Linked DNA regions of Homo sapiens: region 1 is linked to region 2. The links are chromatin contacts, found by Hi-C in ENCODE. All regions are on one chromosome and are shown on one strand. The core of a region is the stretch at or near the end of the contact, and the rest is flanking DNA. Distances in the headings are between cores, read along the strand shown. Region 1 overlaps LOC105377158 (a long non-coding RNA gene). Region 2 overlaps LINC00877 (long intergenic non-protein coding RNA 877).

Evidence for each region. Hi-C counts contacts between places; a loop is a spot of excess contacts on that map. Pooled maps may share reads with other maps.
Region 1: a loop to region 2 is called in a pooled map, with 2.0 times the contacts of the local background. The contact joins two enhancer-like sites. A Hi-C loop is called at or near these places in 1 of 168 maps with a recorded cell type or tissue (CD14-positive monocyte), 6 of 37 single-sample maps with no recorded cell type and 3 of 50 pooled maps.

What each region holds. Positions count from the first base shown.
Region 1 is chr3:72,286,058-72,291,749 of GRCh38, reverse strand. All of the region lies in intron 5 of LOC105377158 (a long non-coding RNA gene), which reads left to right. Among named protein-coding and RNA genes, the nearest start is that of LINC00870, 140 kb to the right of the region's middle. RefSeq lists an enhancer at 1-206 and a cis regulatory region at 1,687-2,923. Within about 2 kb of position 2,374, at least 5 of the 41 ENCODE cell types and tissues checked have a DNase peak (open chromatin) inside an H3K27ac peak, as active enhancers do.
Region 2 is chr3:72,075,947-72,081,315 of GRCh38, reverse strand. All of the region lies in intron 2 of LINC00877 (long intergenic non-protein coding RNA 877), which reads left to right. Among named protein-coding and RNA genes, the nearest start is that of LINC00877, 22 kb to the left of the region's middle. RefSeq lists enhancers at 2,658-2,707, 2,828-2,957, 3,028-3,117. Within about 2 kb of position 2,820, at least 3 of the 41 ENCODE cell types and tissues checked have a DNase peak (open chromatin) inside an H3K27ac peak, as active enhancers do.

The DNA.
Region 1 (5,692 bases), core at 1,125-3,624, 210 kb before region 2:
TGAGGATGCAGAGCCTGGCACCAAAAGACAGCCCCATACACAGTGGCCGGACAGCTGAGGGCCCCAGGCAGCCCACAGGACTCCACACACAGCAGCTCTGGAGACTGCTTCCTTGGCCAGACTGTGCAGGGGACCAGTTGCAGGGGCTAGTCCTGGAGGATTCTCGGCAACCTTAACTCCTCAGGTGCACCAGTCAGTCCCTGCAGTGAGGGCCTTGGCCAGGTGTGTGGGGACGGGTGGGGAGGAAAACACCTGGGGAAGGGTGAGCTGTTGTAGCTGGCTCCCACTCCCCTGGACTGGGTGTCTCAGGACCCTGTGTCTAGAGCCCCAGCCTCTCCCACCGTGTTGGCTCTGACTCAGCCGTGCCTGTAGGGACACCTGGAGACCAGCCAAGCCAGACCCCAGCTAGCAAGCACTAGAGCCCTGGATTTTTTTTTAAAGAAAGAACTCAGCTGGGGTGTCACCTTCCCAGCCTCTGCCCCTTTCAGTCTGGAGTCTTTCATTTTCCCTCTGTTTCTTTCTCTTTCTGTGAATGAGGCTGTACCTTGCTTCTATTTCTCTCTCCCAGTCCCTCTACCTGTCTGCCTCTGCCTCTCTCTCTCTCTCTCTCTCTCTCTCTGCATTTATCTGTTTTTCTCTCCCACCCTCTCTTTCCCGGTCCTCTGTTTATTTAGTCAGTTTCTCTCCACTGTCTGACTGTCTTTCTATCTCTTTCCGTTCCTATCTTTGCTTCTCTCTGTCTCAATGTCTGCCTGTCTGTTTCTGTCTCTTCCTCTCTCCATGTCCCCGTCCCCTCTCCACCACGCATTTGACATAGGGCACTGAGTGACTGTGGAGGACAAATGCGTCCCGAAGTTTCCCTCCACTCCCACTTAGAAGGCAGAGCCTGCAGAGGAACAAATGGGACAGGGCACATAGGGCGCCTGGGACCTCTGAGTGTACGAACAACCTTAGCGATGACTTCTGTTTCTGTTAGACTGTGAACTCCTTGAAGACAAGAGCACATCTGAATTACCTTTGAATAATCAATAACTAGCACAGGGCCTGGTATGTTGCTGATGTTCAGTAAACATTTATTTACATGAGTAAGTGATAGAATGAAAAAAAACACATTTTTTTTTTCTATCAAGTAAAATTTACTCATGACCATTTTGGGCTATCAGGACCTCTTTTTTTTTTTTTTTTTTTTTTTTTTTTTTTTTTTTTTGAGATAGGGTCTTGCTCTGTCGCCCAGGCTAGAGTGCAGTGACATGATCACGGCTCACTGCAACCTTGACCTTCAGGGCTCAAGTGATCCTCCTACCTCAGCCTCCCAAGTAGCTGAGACCGCAGGGGCATGCCGCTATGCCCGCTAATTGTTAAAATTTTGTAGAAACGGGGTCTCACCATGTTGGCAAGGCTGATCTCAAACCCCTGGGCTCAAGCGATCTTCCCGCCTTGGCTTCTCAAAGTGTTGGAAATATAGGTGTAAGCCACTGAGCCTAGCCTGTCTTTATCATTTTAAGTGAGTGCCCCCTCAGATAGAGAAACCAAAGTCAGTTTTTAAACCCTTGCTTTTTTAACTCTAATCCTCCTGGCACCATCACCACCCCTTAAACCTCCCATTCCAGAATATTCCAGAATGTACCAGGCTGTTCTTAGCTGTAGGGTCTTTGCACTTTTGATTCTCCCTGCTAACTCCTGTTCATTCTTTCCATTTCCTCGTGGATGTACCATTCTCCTTCCCTGACTGCCAGGCTAGATTTGGCTTTCCCCTTCTGTTCTTCCACAGTAGGCCATGCACACACCTACTTAACTTGCCTCCTCCCTCTGAACTGTAGGCTGCTTGAGGGAAGGGAGTGGGGCTTTCCTCACCTTATCTAGGACCTCGCACGGGTCCTGTAGTTCCTACAAGTTTGCCAATACGTCCTGAGCATTGTAACTCCTGGGGAGTTGCTGGGAAGTGCCAGTGGCTAAGTGATAGCTCCTAGCTCTATCTCTAGTTTTTAGCAGTTAAAAGACAATCTTGTCCAAGAATGAGAAGACCACACAAAATGCAGGTGGAGGAGACCAGTCTGGGGAAGCCACTTCCGGGCACCCAGGAACGCCTTGCTGGCTGTACCTCGGCTGGGGCAGGAGCCCGCACGAGAGTTACTTGCCCTTCAGCTTCCATGTTAGACAGGTTGGTTCTCAGCCAGGCTGAGCCCCAGGCACAGAAATAACTACCTGCTCAGACTGGTGGTTCCACCCCCCATCTCCTGCAATATTTTTTCAACAGGAGGAAGTGAAATGAATTAATTATGAGCCGTGTGTGTTCACATGCATGCGTTCTGTTGCCGAGCTCCCGTTCTTGAAATGTGCAATCCCAATTGCAAATGAAACGCTCCCATCCTACCCCGTGCTCCAGAGGGTTTTCATAACAGCGCCTTTGTGGGCTCCCTTGAATGTCTGCCATGCCAAGGAGGCCGCACATTCCTCCGGCGGCTGCCTCGCTGGGCTTTGAGGAAATCTGCTGGCGGCAGCCCCAGTTTGCAGGAGGTGGGAGGGCATGTCGGAAACGTTGCTCTTAATCTGCCCATCTCCCCTTGAGCCCCCAGCAGCCCAGGGAGGAGGGGTTCAGATAAAGCCACATGCAGCAGGCAGATTAAGAGCTGCTGTTTTTATCGCTGCTTTCAGAGTCTCATGTCACATGGGCATTAGCAAGCAGGGGCGAGCAGGGGGGCACGCAGGGATGGGGGAGAAGGGCTGGCACCGCCCACCCCAGCAGCCGTCATGGCCCTGCCTGGAATCACTCGTGGGCAGCTGTAGCAAGGAGTGAAAGACAAAAATGATCCTGAATTGTGGCCTGGAAATATGAGCTTTGTATAGAGGCTCGTGGTGTTTAATGTTCAGAATATTAAATGTAACTGTGATGATAATGACAGCAACTGACATTCACTGTACGCTTACTAAATATTTTTCATATATTATTTAAATTGATCTTCATCATAAGTCTGTGGTGCAGGCACTGCTCTGATTCCCATTTTTCAGGGGGAGCCTTAAAGGAGGTCAGGAATGTGTGGGGGTCTCATGGTAGTCAGCAGTGGAGGTGGGACTTGAACTCGAGGAGCCTGGCTTAGGAGCCTGCGCATTGGCTTTCTCCTCCTTAAAGCCAGGGTGGGCTACAGCAGACAATACTGTTTAGAAGAGCACATGATGGACTTCAGCCTGTCACAGAGCTGTGTTCAGCTTCCAGCTCTGCAGCTTCCTACCTGGGGGCTCTCAAGAGGGTCGCTTCACCTCTCAGGGCCTCAATTTCCTCTGTGTGATACCTGGAGAAGCACACCTGTCTCACAGCTGCTGTCACGATTGAAGAATATAACACATATAAGGTGCCTGGTGGGCATCAAATTGCATCCCTCCAAAAAGATATGTTGAAGCCTTAACCCCCAGTTCCTGAGAATGGGACTTTATTTGGAAATAGGATTGTTGCAGATGTAATTAGTTGAGGTCACTGGGTGAGATGGGCCCTTTCCAATGTGGTTGGTGTTCTTAAAGGGGGAAATTGGGACACAGAGCCAGATACACACAGAGCTAAGACTCAGAGAAGATGGGCCTGTGAGGGCAGAGGTAAGTTATGTGGCCACAAGCCAAGGAACACCGATGATTGTTAAGAACTGCCTTGGCAAGGTGGATTCTTTCCCAGAGCCTTCAGAGGGAGCACAGCCCAGCTGAAGCCTTGATTTTGGACTAGCCTCCAGGACTGGGAGAGAATACACTGTCATTTAAAGCCACCCAGTTTTTGGTACAGTCATCACTTGGTATCCATGGGGGATTGGTTTCAGGACCCCCGTGCACCCAAAATCCAAGGATACTCAAGTCCTTGATATAAAATGGCATAGTATTTGCATATAAACTATGCACACCTTCCTATATACCTTAAACCATCTCCAGATTCCTGATAATATCTAATACAATATAAATGCCACGTAAGTACTTGTTATGTCATATTGTTTAGGGAATAATGACAGGAAAAAAAAGTCTGTGCATGTTCAGTACAGATGTAGTTTTTCCCCCTGAATATTCTTGATTCCATAGATGTGGAACCCACAGATGCAGAGGGCTGACCGTGCTTTGCTATGGCAGCCTGAGCAAATGAAAGCAGTGCTAATGATCATAGAGGCCGCCAGTGCCTGCACTTCTTCTCCAGGCCACCCTGGAGTCACCTGCAGCTTGGTGTGCACAGCATGGCTCTTACCTCAAGCACCAGTGTCTCCCTGCCCAAAGGTTCTCTCTGAATGCAGAGCAAGCCTAGCAGGGCACCGAGGAGGCTGCAAGTGCCAAGAATGAATGCCCTGTGAACAGCCCTCAGTCAGTGAGGACTGCGAGCTGCGGGGTGGATACCCAGCCTCCCTATCTCTGGACAGGATGATTTTGAGTTGTAATCTATGCAGCCTCTCAGAGAATGTCCAGGGGGATTGAGCTCCAGTTGCTCATAGTGGTAACTCATTTATTAATGTCACCTTCCATCCTTATTTCCCTTCCCTTCTCTCCTACTGGTGCTTCCTAATATCACCTCCTAATAAACTGTACTCCAAGCCTTGTCTTGGGGTCTGCTTTGGGGGAGAACCAAGAGAAAGACAGGCATGGGATGATACTCAGTCAAACAGCCCCTGCTTTATCTTCCTGATTACAATTTCAGCCAGAGGCTGGCATCCTTGAGCTAAATGGACCAGTAGCTAGTCTTTGACCAACTGGGAAACTTTGAAGACCCTAAAGGTCCCTGCCCCCAGCAAAAAGCTCTAGCATCTTAGGGAGATGAAGATGACATCAACGATGATGGAGACGGCAATTTACAGGAGTGGGGAAATGACATTAATCAGAATTCTTGGGCACAGCCCTTGGGAGGCTGCTGTCTGGTGGGACTACTCCCCACAGAATCTCAGGGAAGGCTAAGCTGTTGCTTCTCAGGGGCCATTTGAGGCAGAGGGTCATGGGTGGGGAGCCTGGGCTTTTAGAAGGGAGCAGAGGCCAGGGGAGAGATGGTGGGACTCCGAGGGAGAAGATGTGGGCAGGATAATCTCTCCTGGTGACTCCTCAAGCCTTCTGGAAAGTTACTAAGCTGTGCAATTCATGCAGGTGGCAGGATTCTTGTAAAGCAAGTGAAGGGGCCAGGGTCCATGTACAGTCCAAACTGAGCAGGCACAGCAGACACAAAGGTGGAGAAGTAAGGTGGGCAACCTGTTGCCATTGTGGGAAGGGCCCTGGCATCATGCAGGCTGGGTGCAGGGGTCTGAGCCGAGTTGACCCAAATCCCAAGGGACAGAGTAGCATGGAGCAGACATTGGTCATTTGTGGCTGCCCATCACTCAGAAACCCTCTTCCTCCATTTTAGGCAATTTTCCTTGTTTTGAGTCCAGCCTTAACAGGATGGAAGGAAGCAGACATGCATTGCTGGACTCCCTGGCATTTCACAACATGACCCTGCAAGGGCCTGCACATTCGAGGGCCCCACGGGAGCCCAGTGTTCAGAAGTGAGCACTCCGAGGACACGGCCACACAAAGGGAACCCCATCATCTGGCAAGCACAGTGGCCAAGGAATTCTGCCCTTCAGGGGCAGTCGAGAGGGGCCCTGGATAGTGGTTCTGTGTGTCTGAGGAGCTTTCCTCAATGACAGAAGAGCAGTGTTTTCTCAGAAGTCCCCACGGTGTGGCCGGACATGGCTCCTGGCTG
Region 2 (5,369 bases), core at 1,571-4,070:
TGACCAGACCAGCCTATCAGAATCCTTCTCTGGGATTCATCCATAAACCAAAAGTAAAATTCTAAGTCCTCAGCCATTTTGATGGACCCCATCTCTTGGCCAAGGCATTCCAAAGTTAACCAGAAAAACTAGTTCAGGCCATGATGGGAAGAGGGAGTCAGACATGCTTCACCAAACCGTCCTCCCCTTTTGGAATTCAGGCTCACCTGACCAGCATTAACATCAACTCAACCTTAAGACTGATAGAACAGACGTTTTAAGTGTGATAAGAAACATTTACAATCTATTCTGTCTGCAGCCTGCCACCTGAGGCTTCATCTACATGATAAACCTTGGTGTCTACAATGCCTTATCACAACCCAGACATTCCTTCTGTTGATCCCAGGTCTTTAGATAATAACTCTTTCAACCAAATGCCAATCAAAAAGTCTCTGAATCTGCCTATGACCTGTGAGCGCCCCCGCTTCCAGTTGTCCTGCCATTCCAGACCGAACCAATACACATCTTACATGTATTGATTGATCTTCTTATGTCTCCCTAAAATGTAGAAAACCAAGTTGTAGCTCAACCACCTTGGGCACATGTTCTCAGGATCTCCTGAGGGTTGTGTCACAGGCCATTGGTCACTCATGTTTGGCTAGAATAAATCTCTTCAAATATTTTACAGAGTTTGACTCTTTTTGTTGACACACCTTTGGGCACCAGAAGAGAGAAATCACTGTTTCCTTGGACGGCCCTAAGATGTGATGATGTGAGTGAAGGATGCAGTTCACCCAACCCCATAAATGAATGGAGTCCTCTTGTAAGAGGGAATCAGCCCCAACCTACAGAGAAAAGAGAAGCTAAGTCTATGCAGGGGAGGGAGAAAGGGGGAAAGGAAGGAAGAAGAGATGGGGAGGGAGGAAGGGACAGTGGAAAAGAGGAAGGCAAGGGGAGGGAAAAGAGATCCTTGTCATTCGATTCACTAGCATCCCAAGGCTAATACCACATTCAAATTTTCACTCGCATGAGTCAAAAAAACTTCCCCATTTTACTTAAGCTTTGAGTTGGTTTCTGGCACTTTTAACTGAAAAGGTCTGAATAATAAAGTTCATCAATCCACTTGTAACCTAACTTCTAGAATTCAGGTTGTGCTGGGAAATTGCTAATTCAAAACTCAAGTGCCTACATCAGCGTGGGAAGGAGTCCTTTGGAGCTGTCTGAAATTTCAGGGCATTGTCCCCATTGGAAGCTTTGAACATTACACTTAGAAATGCTAATGAGAAAGAGAGAAAAGAGGGAGAGAGAGAAGGTTTAACCAATTTTCAAAAGCCAAAGTCAGTCTTTTTAGGAGAGAAAGGGGAAGAAAAAGGGATGGAAGACACTGGGAGTGTTTTTAGTGGCTGAGACAATGGAGGGTCTTCCTTACCAGGTAGTGAGGAATTTTTCCTACAAAAAAGACACGAGTGGCTTTTGTATTTGTAGACAGGACTAACCCTCCTGGGGGTGAGCTGATCAAGGTGAAATTATATAACCTATACAGTTAACTAAAGTGAATTCATCTCCATGCCCTCAGCAAGAAGAGTGAAAAAGAGGGCTGACATGGTGTTGGTTCTGCCCATCCTCACCTGCAAGGGGCATGTGAGAGCTGAAGTAATCAGATTTACTTCCTACCTCTCACGGTGCAAGCACCTCACTGTGCTAGTGGGCATTTGAAGGGATTTTCCAAATGCACCTTTAACTGTACACAATTTTCATCTTTGTAGAAATTTAGAACCCGACTCCCTAAATAACATGAGACATCACCATCACAGGCCTCATATTACAAGCCTGTACAGAGGGTGTGTGTGTGTGTATGTGTGTGTATGTGTATGTGTGTGCATATGTGTGTGTCTCAGAATATATCTGATGGTTATTTGAAGCTCAGTATTAATAAGCTATATAATAACTGGGTTCTATAGTATTTGAAATCAAAATCACTTTTAGATTCCTCTAGGCTCTTGTAAATGATAAGTACATCAAAATGCCTTGTGATGGCCTTCTGGGAAAAAATCCTCTCAGCCCAATTTACCAGGCAACTTTTATCCCATTGAATAAACTCGAGGCTCTAAGGCAGTGACTCTGCCATCAACAACATATATGAAAGCCTGCACTTTGTGGTTGGTCTGTTTTGTGTGAGGTGGGCACTTGCTGTTCTACTTGCCCAGTGGCACTTTTTAATTGGAATGATTTTTATTTGGTCTGATTTCCTGAAATAGAATACATCGCCTGCTTTAGAAACCCCAGATAGTCTATCAGCACAGACAGCAAATTGTCCTGGGGTTCTTGGCTTAGCTGTTTGTGGGGAGAAAGACTGCTGGGCAGGGTTTTGGCAGGGGGCAGTTGTAGCATATTCAAATCAGATATTGAAACAGTTTGTGTGTGTTTAGGAAGTAACCACAAATTTGACATGCCACCTCCACCCCAAACCCCAAACTGGTTCCATTCCAACAGGCAGTAGTCTCAAAGACTCTCTTAAATGGTTCATTTCTTCCTATTTACAACTCCCACAGTGAGCTGTTTTTTTAAGGGGAAATCAGTTTCTATGAACATCTAGGGCCCTGAGTGGGTCTTTGCTCTTTATTTGTCCTGCTTTGTTTAAACCAAAGAATACCTCAAGCCAGTAACCAGGCGAGCAGGGGCCTGTGACAGGCATGGTCACCTGAAATCCATTTATGCACAGGGATTGAAGGAGCAATCATATTCTAAATAAGGCTAATGAAGCTTTTTGTGAAAGCGCCAAAACCCACACACAAACGTCACCCTTGGCGTGTTCTCATTTCCACGGAGCAAAAGCAAAGGGGAGAAGGCTTACTGGGAAGCTGCCGCTGGCACATAGAATTAAGCAAAGGCTGTCCCATAGGTGTGCACAGCGGGCTTCTTTTCAGAGGGAGGATGAGGAGGAGGCAATGTGGTTCTTGCATACTAAGGGACTCAGTGTACTGCTCTAGGTGTGATTTTTCTTTTCTGTCACAATTGAGCCCAGTTTGAATTTCTCCCCTTACTTTCTTTTGGTTCACTCTTTTCCTTCATGGTAATCTTGCTGCTTAATGACCCTGGCCCCAGGCTTCCAAGGTAACTTGCCAAGAAGTTCAAGTTTACTTCTGAAGTCCATGGCTCTCACTTCCTCTTCCTTCGTCCCTCACCGCTTCTCACTTTTCTCCTCACACCTCCCGCACAACATCTGAAATATTCACTACCTCCAAGCGGCCCCGCTTTTGCAACCCACCCAAGCCTGTCATTTGTTTAAACGCTACTACTTATTTGGGTTTTGGCTCTGGGCCAGTCATCAGCAAACATTTTCTGAAAAGGGTTAGATAGTAAATAGTCTCAGCTTTTGAGCCACACTGTCTCTGTTGCAACCCTTCACTCTGTTATATCATGTAAATAGCCATCAACAATATGTAAATGAACAGGTAGGTGTGTCTGTGTTGCAATAAAACTTCATTTACAAAAAGAGGCAATAGGTTTGATTTGGCCTGATGGTCAAATGGAGTGAGTCCATGTGACATATGCAGGAAACTCACAAGGCTTTTAAGAATGGTATGTGCCCCAAAACACTGCCAGCTTGACCTGAAAGGGACAGAGAGAACAAAATGAAAGAAGGTTGTCAGATCACCAAAATTCTACAGACAGGAAACAGGTGGGTGAAACTACAGCTGCAAACAAGTATTACCCTTTATGAAGAAGGAAAGATGACTGTGAGAGCAGACCTTATAGGCTCTGAAGGCAGAGCTGAGAGCCATGCCTTGAAACCTAATGGAGTTTTTCTGGTTGGATTTAGAAAACATTTGGGACCAGGGACTCTTTTTTTTCTTTCCTTCTTCTCTCGTTTTGAATGGGAGTGCTGTTACCCTGGTGGAGTGTGTTTCATTTTGTATTTTGGGAGCAGATAATTTCTTTGCTAGCTTCATAGGTCCACAGATAGAGAGAAATTGTGCCACACACTGGACTATACCCAGAGCTTCACCCATGCCTATATTCGATGATTTATGTGATGAGAAATGAAACTTTTGACCTGATAAGACTTAGATGAGATTTTGGATTCAGGTTGATTGCTGTAATGGGTTGGGAGTTTTTAAGAATGGGTCAATGCAGTTGAGATAGACATAAAACTTTGGGAACAGACAGCATATTTTTGCAGGTTGAACAATGGCCTCCAGGCCAGCACGGTGGCTCACACCTGTAATCCCAACACTTTGGTAGGCTGAGGAAAGAGGATCACTCGAGCCCAGGAGTTCAAGACCAGCCTGGGCAATATAGTGAGATACTGTCTCTTTTTAAATTAAATAATAATAATAATAATGGCCCTCCAAAGATGTCCATATCCTAATCCCTGGAACCTGTGAATATATTACTTTCCACTGTAAAAGGAATTCTGCAGATGTGATTATGTTGAGGGTCTTGAGATGGGGAGGTTATCCTGGTGGGCCCAATGTAATCAGAAGAGTCCTTGTGAGAGATCAGCAGAAGCATCAGAATCAGAGAGAGAAGATGTAAGGATGGAAGCTGAGGTCAGAGAAAAGAGAAGATGCCACACTTCTGGCCTTGAAGCTGGAAGAAGGGACCACAAGCCAAGGAATGCCGGCAGTCTCTAGAAGTTGGACAAAGCAAGGAAGCAGATTTTCCCCTAGAGCCTCCAAAAGGAAGATAGGCTGACACCTTGATTTTAGCCCAGTATTTTTATTCCAGAACTATAGGATAATAAATTCACATTGTTTTAAGCCCACTGTGTTTGTCGTCTGCTGTGGGAAGTCAGGGACCCCAAATGGAGGGACCGGCTGAAGCTGTGGCAGAAGAACATAAATTGTGAAGATTTCACAGACATTTATCACTTCCCCAATCAATACTCTTATAATTTCCTATGCCTGTCTTTACTTTAATCTCTTAATCCCATCATCTTCGTAAACTGAAGATATATGTCACCTCAGGACCCTGTGATAATTGCATTAACTGCACAAATTGTTTGTAAAACATGTGTGTTTGAACAATATGAAATCTGGGCATCCTAAAAAAGAACAGGATAACAGTGATTTTCAGGGAACAAGGGAGATAACCATAAGATCTGACTGCCTGTGGGGCCAGGCAGAACAGAGTCATATTTCTCTTCTTGCAGAAGGCGAATAGGAGAAATATCGCGGAATTCTTTTCCCAGCAAGGAATAAACCTGGGAAAGGAATGTATTCCCAGGGGAAGGTCTGTAAAATGGCCGCTCTGGGAGTGTCTGTCTTATGCGGTTGAAGATAAGGGATGAAATACGCCCTGGTCTCCTGCAGTGCCCTCAGGCTTGCTAGGATTAGGAAATTCCAGCCTGGCAAATTCTAGTCAGACAAGTTGTCTGCTCTCTAACC